Regions from separate parts of the Homo sapiens genome. Here region 2 is linked to region 1. A link is an interaction called in ENCODE POLR2A ChIA-PET data of the cell type or tissue named here. Cell type or tissue: GM12878. All regions are shown on one strand. Links, peaks and the distances in the headings refer to the core of each region. The heading gives the core; the rest is flanking DNA.

Evidence for each region. ChIA-PET counts read pairs that join two places held together with the same protein. Peaks named below come from ENCODE experiments on the same cell type or tissue, not always from the same donor. Only the 100,000 strongest peaks of a DNase experiment are listed, where the experiment ranks them.
Region 2: POLR2A ChIA-PET joins it to region 1 with 7 read pairs; 2 of 35 experiments call an interaction of 5 or more read pairs at or near these places.

The regions. Positions count from the first base shown.
Region 1 is chr6:163,840,150-163,844,541 of GRCh38, forward strand. It overlaps the pseudogene RN7SL366P. Among named protein-coding and RNA genes, the nearest start is that of QKI, 430 kb to the left of the region's middle. RefSeq lists an enhancer at 2,347-2,396. In GM12878, for the core only: no CTCF peak of the experiment used is centred there; a DNase peak (open chromatin) is centred at 2,452; H3K27ac peaks cover 502 bases.
Region 2 is chr6:163,398,699-163,403,090 of GRCh38, forward strand. No RefSeq gene overlaps it. Among named protein-coding and RNA genes, the nearest start is that of CAHM, 13 kb to the right of the region's middle. In GM12878, for the core only: no CTCF peak of the experiment used is centred there; no DNase peak of the experiment used is centred there.

The sequences.
Region 1 (4,392 bases), core at 130-4,129:
GGTTTATTGCAATTGTGTGTCTCCAGCATCCACTGTAATCTACTTTTAGAGCATAGGGTAGCCTTGGCAGCCTCAATGTCTTGAAGTCACTTTCATGCTATCCCATAGTGAAAAAGCAGAAGGGTCCTGGATGCCCAGGTATAATGGGTTCGTTCCTTGGGGCATCGCTTTGACATCAATCATGGTCTTTTGCACAAGGCCTTTTCTTCAGTCCTCTCTTGCATGACTTCCATCCTCTGCTGATGAGCAGAAACACCTTATAAAGAGAAGTTATCCTCTGTGACTAAAGATTCAGCCAAACTGTTTTCAATCTCCCCCAAGTATTTTAGGATACATTTACTTAAAAACAATAGAATTGCCAATAACATATCATTTTAATCTATTCACTGAAGCAGTTCACTTCAGAAATTTGCTGGGTGTAGTGGCACACACCTGTAGTCCCAGCTGTTTGGGAGGCTAAGGCAGGAGGATGGCGTGAGACCAGGAGTTCTGGGAGCTATGCTGATTGGGTGTCCACACTAAGTTCAGCATCAATATAGTGACTTCTCGGGAGTGGGGGACCACCAGGTTGCCTAAGAAGGAGGAGAGCCAGCCCAGGTTGGAAATGAAGCAGGTGGAAACATCTGTGCTGATCAGTAGTGGGAGTATGCCTGTGAATAGCCACTGCACTCTAGCTTGGGCAATGTTGCATGACCCCTTCTCTAAAAAGAAATCAAATCTGAGTTGTCAACGTTGGCATCTTTGAAGTATCAGAAAATAATACATTTGCTTATCTCAAAAATATAAAATGTAGATTTTCCCCCAATCCAGACAAGCCGTCCTTAGTCTGTCCTTAATTCTGTTCTTTCCATGTTGTTTACTTTGTATCCAGAGTGAACTCTTCATGCATTCTGCTATGTAGGTGGTACTGTTGTCAGGAGAATTAAGCCTAGACCTAAAAAACATTAGGCAGCTGTAAGAGGTTAATGTTTCACAAACCCAAGAGCAAATTGAAAAATTCAAAGGTACACATTTTCCTTCTAGGTTTTCTGTTTAACACCTAGGGTGCTGCTTGTTCTGGTTAGTCTAGAAGGATAGTTTTAGCACTGAAAGTCCAGGAAAACTCTCGGTCCTGAGCCAAGTTGGCTACCCTGAAATACCTGCCTTCACTGATGTCACTTACAATAAAAATAATATGCCATCTTCACATCCCTCCAGCTCTTCCTTATTTACTTATTTTTATTTTCATTCCTTTTGGCCTGTGCCTGATGAATCATCTTCCCTTCCCTGAGCCACTCCTGTTGCCCTCTGGCTGGTGTGATGACTCTAGCTGGTATGATAACTCTGGCAGGTATGATGACCCTGGAGGGTGTGATGACCCCATCTAGTGTGATGACTCTGGCTGGCATAATGACCCCAGCTGGTATGGTGACTCTGGCTGGTGTAATGACCCCAGCTGGTGAGATGACTCTGGCTGGTGTAAGGAGCCCAGCTGGTGTGATGACTCTGGCTGATGTAATGACCCCAGCGATAACTCTGGCTGGTGTAATGACCCCAGATGGTGTGATGACTCTGGCAGGCTGGCACGTGTGATGACTCTAGCACATGCGATGACCCTGGAGGGTGTGATGACCCCAGCTGGTATGATGATTCTGGCAGGCATGATGACTCTAGCAGGTGTGATGACCCTGGAGGGTGTGATGACCCCAGCTGGTGTGATGACTCTGGCTGGTGTAATTATCCCAGCTGTTGTGATGACTCTGGCAGGTGTGACGACCCTGGCTGGTGTGATGACTCTAACAGGTGTGATGACTCTGGCTGGTGTGATGACCCTGGCAGGTGTGATGACCCTGGCTAGTGTTATTTATGATTCTGGCAAGTGTGATGATTCCGGCCTGTTTGATGACTCTGGCTGGTGTAATTACCCCAACTGGTGTGAGAACCCTGGCTGGTGTGATGACCCTGGCTGGTCTGATGACCCTGGCAGGTGTGATGACTCTGGCAGGTTTGATGACTCTGGCTGGTGTGATGAGCCTGGCAGGTGTGATGACCCTGGCTAGTGTTATGATTCTGGCAGGTGTGATGATTCTGGCCTGTTTGATCAGACTCTGGCTGGTGTGATGATCCTGGCTGGTGTGATGGCTGTTTGGCCGGTATCCAACTCCCCTCATGTTCAGTGCAGCGGGTGCTCCCTTCACAAATGCCACTGGCTGGGCCACCAGTGAGCCTGTGCACAGTCAGCCTACATCCACCCCCCGCATTAGTGTTGTTGGTTCATGTCTCCCATTTGTTTCTAACCAAACATTAAGTGAGGGCTATTTGCCAGCAAGAAAATGGGTTTTCTTTTTTTCTCTTGCTACTTTTGCCCACCAAAAGAGGTATTGAGAACTTTAAAGTGACCAGAAAGTTCTCAGCAAAGGAAAAACTGAAGAGACTTCAAGCTCCACACAGCAACAGTTAGCATTAATGATTGGGAGCTGGTCATTCTCACCACCTGAGAACATGAAACAGCTTGATTAGTGACTCCCTTTGGTTGCCAGCTGTGGCTGACATCCTTGGTTACCTCCAATCTTGTTTTCATTATTTCAGTTCCTCACAAGGTAAGTTTTCACAGAATGGCTAGGGATATCTTTCTATCTACTAATTCTCTTCTATACTTTCTTGTAAATTCCACTTATTGAGACTTTATCATAGTTTCAGCCTATTTCAGGGATTTTTCTCTTTTTCCTTTTGTTCATTGTCTTCTTTCTCTTTCTCTGCCTCCTTTCCTCCCTTTACCCTTTTCCCGCCCTCCCTCCCTCTCTTAGAGCTGGAAATGGTGTTCTGTGCAGTGTGGGTTTTCAAAATGTTTACTAACTGGATTCATTTGCTCCACCCTTTATTATATCGTTTCCTGCACATGCTTGCCCAGAAAGTACCCTACACTTAAATATATCAACTTTTGGAGCCAAGAGACTAAATGCCACTATGACACTGATTTAACTTGATGAGAGAGTTGGAATGCTGAGTTCTCTGGATGGAAGGATGCCCCTGACTTTTCACGTGTGGAAAAGGACTATAGCAGCCGTTTAAATTAATGAAAAGGGAAAAGGCTGTGTGTGGTTTTCTGCAATGACCTTGTGTGTAGATACTGAGTTTTCACGGGATCTTTTGGGTGTGAGTTCATCCTTCTCTTCTTTGGTCTTGCTTTATATATCAGACAGCTATTCAAGACCTTCTCTAAAATAGGAACCAAGTCACTTGGAAGAGAAGCGTGTATTTTAATCAGTTGTGAGGAATGTGCTTCCATGGCACTGCCTAACTGAGGAGGTTGTGCTTCTGTTGTGATTCTCTCTCATTTTCTTTGTGTCTGTCACCTCATACATATTTACATTTCAGGATTTTGCTTGAAAGCTATGTTCTCCAGCAAGCTGTCTAGGTTACGTGGCACAAGAAAATCAGAGATTAAATTGGAATAAAGTCTATTTGGTGACTTATTTCAGGTACTGAGGCTCTTTTTCATATAGCTGTTAGGAAAGTTTTCTGCGTTCTGTTTGATCTGTTTCTTGCTTTGGAACCTCCACATATGTTGCCCCCCTTTTCTGAAGGGCACAGAAAAGTATAACCTGCTCCCACTAAGCCAGTTGCATAAATCATCTCTCTCAGAGTAAACCCACAGGGATTTCTTCTGCCTTGGATCCTGATCAGCAAGTTACAGAGTGGGGCTGGTATAATCAGTCATACACAGCATACAAGCCACTGGATACATTCTTTCACACTGTTTTAAAATCACGGTGCTTCACCTGAGGTCAGGAGTTTGAGACCAGCCTGACCAACATGGTGAAACCCCTTCTCTACTAAAAAAACAAAAATTAGGTGGGGATGGTGGTGTGCACCTGTAATCTCAGCTACTCGGGAGGCTGAAGCAGGAGAATTCCTTGAACCCGGGAGGCGGAGCTTGCAGTGAGCGGATATCGCGCCACTTCACTACAGCCCGGGTGAAAGAGCGAAACTCCATCTCAAAAAAAAAAAAAAAAAAAAAAAATAACGATGCTTTGTAGAAAATGGTTCTTGTTTCCTTTGATTCCAGGTGAAGTTTTATGCCATGGTTATAAAGCCGTGGGAAGTGGGTACCTTTAATGGAGATGTTTCCAAAACCTTAATTATCAAGGAACAAGGGGTTCTTAAGGTTTTGTAGGGTGGGAGTGAAGTGAGGAAAACATCACAGTGCATATGGAGGCACATTATCTGGGACCACGTTAGACACAGCTGAAATGCAGGTATGTGACTGGATATGCAACATAAATTCCATAATAAATGGAAATTGTATTTTTGAAACACTGAAAGGCGTAAGTGAATTAATCTTTTGGCTTTAACTCCATGGGCTGCGTCCTATTCTCGGCGGAGCTATACACTTAGTACTGAATGAGACAA
Region 2 (4,392 bases), core at 245-4,244, 440 kb before region 1:
AGCCAGCAATCTCACCCAAAAGGAGAGATCCCCTTCTCCTGAATGCTTCAGCAATAATTGATTAGGCCACAATAACTGATTATGGGTCAAGAGGCTGCCCCAGAACTGATCATGTGGCCAATGGCTCGGAGCCTCGGCTGTGTGTGCACTGCCTGCCAACTTGGTGGTGCAGAAATTAAGCCACAGCAAATCATGTTGTAGATTCTCACATAAGAGAGGGAGTTTCTTACGGGGAGGAGGAGGAGGAAGTAGAACCTGCTGAGCAGACCACAGCTGTATCTCCCACAAGGCACTGCAAGGCTGGCCCTTCCCTGAGCTCTGGACACACACGTGTTAGTAAAAGCTGGCTAGGCTGCTCGCCAAGTGTGTGAAGGCTTGTTTCTTATTTACGCAACGGAACCGTGCAGTGGACGGGCCTGAAGGATGACCTTCTCCATGCTCTCATTTTGGGACTCACATCTTCAACACATCTCCTTTCCCTCTAGCCTGAATGAGACAGCTGATGGTGAAGGCAGGGGCCGGATTTGTAGGCCAGGCTGGAAGGAGTACAGCTCCTATTCCACTGGCTGGCACTCAGACACATGGCCATATGGGAGGTGGGAAATGGAAATAGTTATGTGCCCAAGAGCAAGAGAAAACCAATTTTGAACTGCTATCAATCTTTGCCTCTTCCCACTACTCTGCAAATGGGTCAAAAATCTAGAGGCACTTGGCCAGGCGTGGTGGCTCACGCCTGTAATCTCAACACTGGGAGGCTGAGGCAGGCGGATCACCTGAGGTCAGGAGTTCGGGACCAGCTTGACAAATATGGTGAAACATCGTCTTTACTAAAAATACAAAAATTAGGTGGGCGTGGTGGTGGGCACCTGTAATCCTAGCTACTCTGGAGACTGAGGCAGAAGGATTGGTTGAACCCGGGAGGCAGAGGTCGCAGTGAGCCGAGACCGTGCCACTGCACTCCAGCCTAGGTGACAGAGGGAGACTCCATTTCAAACAAACAAACAAACAAAAAACTCTAGAGGCATGTGCAGTGGCACACGAATAGCAGTTACTGAGTTCTTACCACGTGTTGGTGACTGTTCTAAGGGCTCTGCATATATTAACTCCCATCGCCCCCTTATCAACCTGTGAGGTGGGCTGGGCATCCCCTTTGGAAGATGAAGAAACAGAGGCACAGTGAGGTTACTTGCCCAAGGGCCAACGTAGAAACTGTTTGGAGCCGGGATTTGACACAGAACGAGATGACCACACAGGATTACTTTTGAGAGGACTGCGTGAGATGATGTTTGAAAGGCCCAGATTGTGCCGGGCACATGGAAAGCGCTCAAACAGTGCGAGTCATATTATTAATATGTTCCTCAGGTGAAGCACTGTGCCGCGAAGGAAGGCTGTTCTGGAGGTAGAGCTTTGAAGCTGAAAGACGGATGTTCACAGAAGCAGGCTCCATAATGTTGTTCTCTACTGAGTCTGCATGACTACTAAGGAGACTAGATCCACAGATTAAATTAGAACAACTGTTGTACCAGCCCAGGGCCATGGAGGGCACGACCAGCCATCCCCGCTGACTGCACCCACGGTTTCCCCGGGCAAGACCTTCTTTCCTCCTTCCCCCTGTGGCAATTCCCTTCTGGTCTTGTCCAGTCTGACTCTTGTCAGCTCCTCTAGGAGTCTTCTCTCCACAGCCTCTCCCTGTTCTAGTCCTCAGGTGGAGTTAGTTGCTTCTCATCCAACATTCCCACAGGAGACCAAGGATAGTCCCATTGCAAGACCTAGCTCATTGCTCTGTAATTTTTGGTACTTGCCCTCTTTACCACTCTGCAGAATTCCTGGAAGGCAGAGACAATTACTTCCCGTTGTACCCCCAATGCCTCACATTGTGCATGATGAAAGGAGGCAGTCTAAAGGTAGTCTATTTTTTTAAGAAAGAATAAAAATCAGTGAGCAGATTGATTTTTTAAAAAAGACATTAATAAGAATTATAATAAGAACCAGTTTTTATTGAGCAATCACTGTATTCCAGGCATAGGTCGGGGGTTATCATTGCCCAATGTCATCCTCATGGTAGCATGATAAAATGGGCATTATTATGTAAACCAAAAAGTTTTGGAGACAGGTCTCAATCAATTTAGAAGTTTATTTTCCCAAGGTTAAGGACATGCCCAGAAGAAATAAACATGGAATCACAGAAACAATCTGTGGTGTGTGCCTTTCTCCAATCTTGATTTTGAGGGCTTCAATATTTAAAGGGGAAAAGAGAAAAGGAGCAGGTAGGGGAATCGTCGTTACGTATTCCTCTCTACTCAGTAAATCGTGCTCAGTAAATTGGCAATTTATGTAACATAAGGTGAACACTGAGAAGCTACCTGTGGAGATGTTGAAGCTTTTATCTGTAGCTCTCTGCTTAGGAACAAAAGGAAAGGCCGCATCTTGCATGACTCAGCTTTCAGCTTAATTTTTCTTTTGGCAGAGTGAATTGTGGTCCCGATTTTTAATTTCCCTTTCACAATTAGCATCCCCATTTTGCAGCTGAGAAGACTGAGGACGGCTGAGCTCAAGCTGCCTGCCCGATGGCACCCAGTCGAGACACAGCTTTTCCCCATTGTGCTGTATTGCCTCACTGGGCCAATTTAAATTCAACAACAGAGACCCACATCGTGCTGTACGCTAGAGGCACAGAGCTATCAGGGAGGAACACGGAAGACAAGTGCAAGGGAACAATGGCCCGGAGGGGACATCTTTGTGGGGGAGGGGTAGGAGGGCAGAGCCCTAAGACCTCAACCAAGAGGTCTCCATGATGGACCCTGGTGGCAAACTGAAGGTCAAAACAAGTAGCCTAAAGCCCAAGGGAGAGGCCTTTGTAGGGGAGAAGGAGAAGTGTCTTCTTTGTTAAAGGGTCAGGGATTGGGCCTGGACCCAAGAGCTAGGCACAGCTCGGTAACAGCAAACGTGCGCAGACCAACCTCTAGCTACACAAAAGATGAATAAGAATGCTTCGGAAATATTCAAAGCAGTTGACCCAGGTCTCCATTGAAACATAAATGAGGTCAAGCTCTGGGAACCACTGCTGGTAGTTTTTTCAGATTCTTTAGCAACCTTGTAATTTTCCCAATGTCGGTAATTTTTAAAACTCTTTGACCTTTCTATAACCAAAACTCCTATGTCCTTTTTCTAATTTGTGTTTGTTTTGGAGGCAGCAGGGATGAGGAGAGATTGGGGAAGCTGTGCCTGGCTCTGCAGTGGGCCCTGGAAGAGGCTGGCAGAGACACTGGGTGCAGTAGGCACCTCCATGCTGGGGGCTGGCCGAGGAGAAAAGAGACAGGTGGGAGGGGGCTGGGTGGATGGCAGCTCCCTGGAGACGCCATAGGACACAGGGGATGGACACAGTTCTTTTTAGACTCCCAGCACTTCACTCTTAGCCCCAAGGAGGATCTGTGTCATATAGAAATTCGTGGTAGCATTAGGGAGAAGCCGCGCACTTACCTCTTTATCACAAGTGCAGTTTAAATTAAATTAGGAAGGAGAGACTACAAGCTTTGCAAAGCTCCCTTGTAAGAATCTGGGGATCAGAGACACTTGACAGCTGAAATCACCTGAGGCTTGTTATTGCCAAGGGTGAGCACGGGTTCCTGAAATAGTTGGTTGAAACTGCTGGGCCCAGGAAGCTTCTGGTTACCGTGCAGGTCAGGCCCAGGTAGAGCAAACGGTGAAGTTCACTTAGTAGGAAGGTTTCTCCCCAGCTCTGGGGCTTCCTGTTGATTCTTAAAGGGGAAAAATATATGGTGAATGACAAAGATTTTTAGTTTTGTGATGTCGACCAGTAATTTAATTCAATTCCAATAAGAAATAAATAACAGATCCAAGGACCCTCTTATTTTGAAATGTTTTCTAATATTTTCCAGTGGTTAGCATTACTCAGAACCAGGGTATTTTCTTTAACAATTCAGATCTTGCAAATGATTTCAAATGGGGCACAGAATCTGAAGCTGCCTGGCACCAACACGAACTCTAGGACATAAAGGAGGGCTGGACCTGCCTGACACTATGGGGTGGAAAAACAAGCTAGACCTTGAGCCGGCAGGGCAAGAACTGGTGCACAGGCCATGAAATACTGTGTGCGTGTGTGCGTGTGTGTGTGTATGCGTGTGTGTGTGTGTATGCGTATGTGTGTGTGTTTAGAAAACTTTTGAAAAGCAAAACTGCTTTTAGGTTCACTTTCCAGCAAAGGAGAATTTTTTTTTGGTGGGGGGGAAGGGAGGACAATTTCCTTTATCGAAATTTTTTCCTTTGCTCTCTTTTTCCTCATGTAATCCCTATTTCCTTTCTTGAATGAATGCTGTAAAGATAAAGTTGAGACTATGGAATACAATGTCAAATGAAGGGTAAATAACAATG